2 separate regions of the Homo sapiens genome follow, and region 2 is linked to region 1. A link is an interaction called in ENCODE POLR2A ChIA-PET data of the cell type or tissue named here. Cell type or tissue: MCF 10A. All regions are shown on one strand. Links, peaks and the distances in the headings refer to the core of each region. The heading gives the core; the rest is flanking DNA.

Evidence for each region. ChIA-PET counts read pairs that join two places held together with the same protein. Peaks named below come from ENCODE experiments on the same cell type or tissue, not always from the same donor. Only the 100,000 strongest peaks of a DNase experiment are listed, where the experiment ranks them.
Region 2: POLR2A ChIA-PET joins it to region 1 with 5 read pairs; 4 of 35 experiments call an interaction of 5 or more read pairs at or near these places.

The regions. Positions count from the first base shown.
Region 1 is chr1:44,552,143-44,555,056 of GRCh38, forward strand. All of the region lies in intron 2 of RNF220 (ring finger protein 220), which reads left to right. Among named protein-coding and RNA genes, the nearest start is that of MIR5584, 8.1 kb to the left of the region's middle. In MCF 10A, for the core only: no CTCF peak of the experiment used is centred there; DNase peaks (open chromatin) are centred at 829, 1,799 and 2,729.
Region 2 is chr1:44,461,677-44,464,590 of GRCh38, forward strand. All of the region lies in intron 2 of RNF220 (ring finger protein 220), which reads left to right. Among named protein-coding and RNA genes, the nearest start is that of RNF220, 58 kb to the left of the region's middle. In MCF 10A, for the core only: no CTCF peak of the experiment used is centred there; no DNase peak of the experiment used is centred there.

The DNA.
Region 1 (2,914 bases), core at 279-2,778:
GCTCAGAACTTGTGAGCAGGAAAACTCCAGATCCTCACAATGGCCTCCTTTAGGCTGTCTCAGATGTGTCCATCATGAATGAAAATGAAACTCCTGCTGGGTGTGGCGGCTCGTGCCTGTAAGTCCAGCACTTTGGGAGGATTGCTTGAGCCTAGGAGTTCAAGACCAGCCTGGGCAACAGGAGTGAGACCCCACCTCTACAAAAAAAATAGAAAAAGCTAGCCAGATGTGGCAGCACATACAAGTCCCAGATACTTGGCAGGCTGAGGTAGGAGCCTCGGAGGTCAAGTCTGCAGTGAGCCATGATTGTGCCACTGCGCTCCAGCCTGGGCAACAGAGCAAGACCTTGTCTCAAAAAACAAACAGACAAACAACAACAACAACAAAAACCCATCAATGGCTCCCTGCTATTCTAAACTTCTTCTTTTTTTTTTTTTTTTTTTTTTGAGACAGAGTCTTGCTCTGTCACCCAGGCTGGAGTGCAGTTGCGCAATCTCGGCTCCCTGCAAGCTCCGCCTCCCGGGTTCACGCCATTCTCCTGCCTCAGCCTCCCGAGTAGCTGGGACTACGGGCACCCGCCACCACGCCCGGCTAATTTTTGTATATTTAGTGGAGACGGGGTTTCACCTTGTTAGCCAGGATGGCCTCGATCTCTTGACCTCGTGATCCGCCCGCCTTGGCCTCCCAAAGTGCTGGGATTACAGGCGTGAGCCACTGCGCCCGGCCTCTAAACTTCTTAATGCAGCCTAGAAGACCACATGTCATCTGATCTCTACCACTTTTCCAGCCTAATCTCTCACCACGCCCCGCCTTGAGCTACAAATTCCAGCCGTGCTGAGTTACTTTCCTTTTCCCAAGGCACTGTGTTCCAGCTCCTCTCTTTGCACATACTGTTCCCTTCTTCTTCTCCCTATCTCTTCCTCCCCCTGTCAACTCCAAGATTTCCTTCAGATCTTAGCTTAGACTCATTTCCTCTGGGAAGCTTTCTTCTGTCCACCCCACAAGAGTAGGATAGGTGCCACTTTTGTGTATTTCCACAGCACTCCTCATACCCACTCTTCTAATAAGGTTATCTTCTTGTAATTGCCTCCCTGCTTGTCGGTCTCTCCAACAAAATTGTGTTCTTAGTGACATCAGGATTATATTTTGTTTATTGCTTGTGGTATCCATGGTGACTAGCATAGTATCTTGAACATGATAAGTGCCCTACAAATATTTGCTGAGTATAAGAATGAATGAATGAATGAATGAATGAATGAATGAATGAATGCTTCATGGCATCCAGCTACCCAGTCCTGACATTCTCTGAGTCTCAGTTTCTCTCTCACTAAAAACGAGATGACTTCTTTTTCATTGTTGTACTCTCTGCAAACCTGTAGAAATGAACCCCTAGTGGCTATGAGAAGCTGCCTAGGCCAAGGGCGTGGGATTCAATTGCTGTTTGGTTTCTCTACACTCTGCCCATCAACAGGAGGAGGCACTTAGTATTGAAAGACTCATGGTAGACAAAGTAGGATAAGACTGATGAAAACTTTCTGGAATAAATATATGGTCCAGTTAGTGTCCCATCTCTGAGAATGCCTGCTATACTAGTCAGTGTTCTAGCAAGAAACAGAGGCCCACGAATGGGGTAACAAAGGAAAGTTTAAGGAAAGGACGATTTATAAAGAGAAGGTGAAGTACTTCAGAGCTAGCAACGACAGGGGAGCTGTTACTACCCCTGGGATTGAAGGAGCATATACCAGCACCCAGGAAGAACTGCGGCTATGACCACGGCTGCAGGAGGAGCTGTGACTTTCAGGAAAGGAATGCTAACCCTTGGCTGGCAGAGAAGGAGCCAGGGCAATACTCACCCCAACTGCTTCTCTCCTCTCGTTCTCTAATGTCCTCCATGTGTCAAACCCCATAGGAATCCTGAAGGCAAGCAAGCTTGGTTGTTGGGGCAGAAGACAGAAATCAGCTTTCAGGGCACAGAACAGAATGGAGAAGGGTGATGTGTGTATCTGCAGAAGCGAACAGATATCTCTCTGGCCCCTGCCCCCAGGAATGGAGGAAGGATGGAGATGAGGAGGGCTGGGTCTTCTTATCCACTCAGGCTTCACCCAGGACAGAGAGCAAGAGCCATTAAAGAGGCAAAGCCCAGAATTTGGGAGCTGGCAGCCTGGTAGGCATTGAGGAGGGACTTGGGCAAAAAAATTGAGGAATGCTTGCCACTGCTTAGGACATGTCCTTCTCGCCTACCCTTACTCCTTTGCTGTCTTACTCCCCTAGCCTAGAACTGGATCCCAAGCTGAGACAGAATAGGAATCCTGGCAGGAATTTCAAGATTGTGCTCTCTGATGTATTCATACTCAATAAAGCTCTCTGTCCTGGAGAAAAAAGCTCCAATGTCAGACCCAAGGACAGGAAACAGTTGGGCTGAAGGGGATCCCATTGATCTGGGACTTGGAATCAGCTGAGAAGAGAATGGAGGGTCAGGAAGATCTACCCTTTCCCTAGAAATCATCTGAAGCAAACCTGTGGGGCTTGGGAACCCAGTGCCCTGCATCAGAGCAGTTCCTTGCATGCAGCCAGGTGGGGAGCCAGTCTGAGTTCCAGCTGGAATTTCATAGCAAGCAGGTAGAAGGCAACGGCCCTCCCAGCTCACCTTCACCACCCACCTTTTCACTCGTTTTTTGGTCTCTTCCTTTTTATCTCCACTGCTTGGTTGTTCTAGTTCAGACCTGTCTTTGTCCCTCCTCTTAGATTTTTGCAATAGCTTCCTTACTAGTCTCCCTGCCCACAATTCTGATTCCTTAATTCCTCCTCCACACTGTTTCAAGAGTGATATTTCTAGCATGTAAATCCAGTCATGTCTTACCCCTTGCTTAACTTTCTTCAATGGCTCATTTTTGCCTATAGGATCAACTCCAGT
Region 2 (2,914 bases), core at 143-2,642, 91 kb before region 1:
TGAAGGTGCATGATGAGAGCTTGTCAGGGGACATGAATGTGTCCTATGATGCTCTGCAATGGAAGAGAAACAAAGCTTAAAATGTATGGATCCAGAAACTAGTCCTCACATATGTAAAATTGTAAGTGAAAATTTTAGTTCTTGTTAATGGCTGGTCAAAATGAAACCTCGCATCTGTCAGGAATACATCTTAATGCAGTGTATACAATTGTAAATGTATCATATTTTTTTCTTTTCTTTTTTCTTTGTTTTTTTTTTTTTTTTTTTTTGAGCCAGAGTCTTGCTCTGTTGCCCAGGCTGGAGTGCAGTGGTGCCATCTTGGCTCACTGTGACCTCCATCTCCCAGATTCAAGCGATTCTCCTGCTTCAGCCTCCCAAGTAGCTGGGATTACAGGGGCACACCACTATGCCCGGCTAATTTTTTTTTCTTGTATTTTTAGTAGAGATGTGGTATCACCATGTTGGCCAGGCTCATCTCAAACTCCTGCTCAAGTGATCCGCCCGCCTCGGCCTCCCAAAGTGCTGGGATTACAGGTGTGAGCCACCACGCCTGGACATATATATATTTTTTAATGGGAATCACATGAAATGGAATTTATTAAAATTCCTGTGTTTATAGTGTATAAGTCTGTAGCAATACTACTAACAATGAGTGCATTCTTATGTGAAGTATATACACATCTCCAAAATATTGACCAAAGGTAACATAAAACTCATAATATGTCGCTATAACCAGGACACCAATAATAAGCTGTAAAAGAGTATCAATAAAGTCTGAGAATATTAAGGAAAATTTGAAAGGCCATGAAATCTTACAACTCCTATATGAAAGAAACTTGATAGAGGTTTCCCCAAATTTCACATTAATCCTTGACATTTATATAACAGTACTAGTAAGGGGTTTTGAAGTGGAAAGAAATTCTCTAAGCTATCAGTTATAAACAAATTTTGGTCAACAATGGTAGAAAAAAGACAGGATTTTCTATTTTCTTTATAGAAAAATGAAGTATAGATGCTTCAAAATTGTTCACATGAAGAGTCAGAGTCCACAGCTTAGAAAATACAAGAAAGGCCGGGCACGGTGGCTCACGCCTGTAATCCCAGCACTTTGAGAGGCCGAGGTGGGCAGATCACAAGGTCAGGAGATCGAGACCATCCTGGCTAACATGGTGAGACCCTGTCTCTACTAAAAATACAAAAATTAGCCAGGTGAGGTGGCAGGCGCCTGTAGTCCCAGCTACTCAGGAGGCTGAGGCAGGAGAATGGCATGAACCCAGGAGGCGGAGCTTGCAATGAGCTGAGATTGTGCCACTACACTCCACCCTGGGCCACAGAGCAAGACTCCATCTCAAAAAACAAAAAAAGAAAATACAAGAAAGGCCGGGCGCAGTGGCTCACGCCTGTAATCCCAGCACTTTGGGAGACTGAGGCGGGCAGATCACCTGAGGTCGGGAGTTTGAGACCAGCCTGACCAACATGGAGAAACCCCGTCTCTACTAAAAATACAAAATTAGCCAGGTGTGGTGGCACATGCCTGTAATCCCAGCTCTTGGGAGGCTGAGGCAGAAGAATCGTTTCAACCCGGGAGGCAGAAGCTGCAGTTAGCTGAGATCGCACCATTGCTCTCCAGCCTGGGCAACAAGAGCAAAACTCTGTCTCAAAAAAAAAAAAAAGAAAGAAAGAAAATACAGGAAATAAGCACTTAGAAGTGTATCAATTAATTTAAAATTATGTCATTGGAATATTTTTATGATGTTTCTCATTTTCCTCAACCTTTAAAATTTTGTAATTGTTGTGAAATGATTTGTCGTTCTAATAAATACTCACTTTTGAACCTAATTTTATATTTGTAATTTTGTTTCTTTTTTTTTTTAAGAGAGTCCTCAAAGTCATATGCTAAGCTTCGGATGCCACAGAATGTGAATCTGCCCCATATCCTCCTTATCTGCCTGGCTTTAGGTGGTTTGGGCTGTAAAGCAATATCATCTCGAGTCCAAACTATAGACAATTGGTGTATAATTGGCTTCCATGTAGACATTTTAGATGTCTCCTGACCTCTTTCTTTGTTTTTAGACTAACTTGAGTTTCCAGAATTAACCAGGAGCTGAGAGCCACTCCCTTCTAATTCACTCATGGAGTTTGAGCTTTAATCTTCCTGAGCCTCCTCATTCTAGACTCACCCTGAGCCCAGGCTCCAGGGACAGAGTCTTTCCTTTTCCACAGGGTAACCTCTAGAATGGAGACAGTTGAAGAGGAGAGGAAGAAGGTCACATGTGTGCAGAATTCTAATCTGGTGATTCTTTGGAGGGGTGCCTCCTAATTGGTTCAGTTGGCATATCTTGCAGAGAAATCTGACAGAAATAAGAAAGGAGGGGGCATACTATGAACAGTTGCAGAAAATAGGGATATTTAGCCTAGAGAAAAGATACCACTTTTAGAGTCCTATGTCAGCAGCTCTTGCCACAACAACATTGTATAACAAACTTACTCAGAATTCAGTGTCATAGATGATGGATGTATATTTCTTGAGTGTACAGTTGTATAGATCACCTGAGATTCAGCGAGTCTAGGCTGAGGTCAGATGGGCCTGACTCTAAGCTGTGGATTAGGTCCAGGTCTGTTCCATGTGTCCTTTATTGTCCTTGAACCAGCAGCTGCCAGAGGCATGTTCTTCTCATGGTGAGAGGCAGAAGCCCAAGAGACCAAGGCAAACTTTGCATGTGCATCTTTTTCTTTTTCTTTTTTTGTGCATATCTAAAATCTCTACTTGCATTATATCCGCTAACATTCCACTGGTTAAAGGAAGTCGATGGCCAAGCCCAAAGTCAGAGGGTAGGAATGTCACTTCATCCTGCTTTGAAGACTAAGCAAGTCATATGAGTAAAGCACATCTGTGTGGCAGAGAAGATGGGAG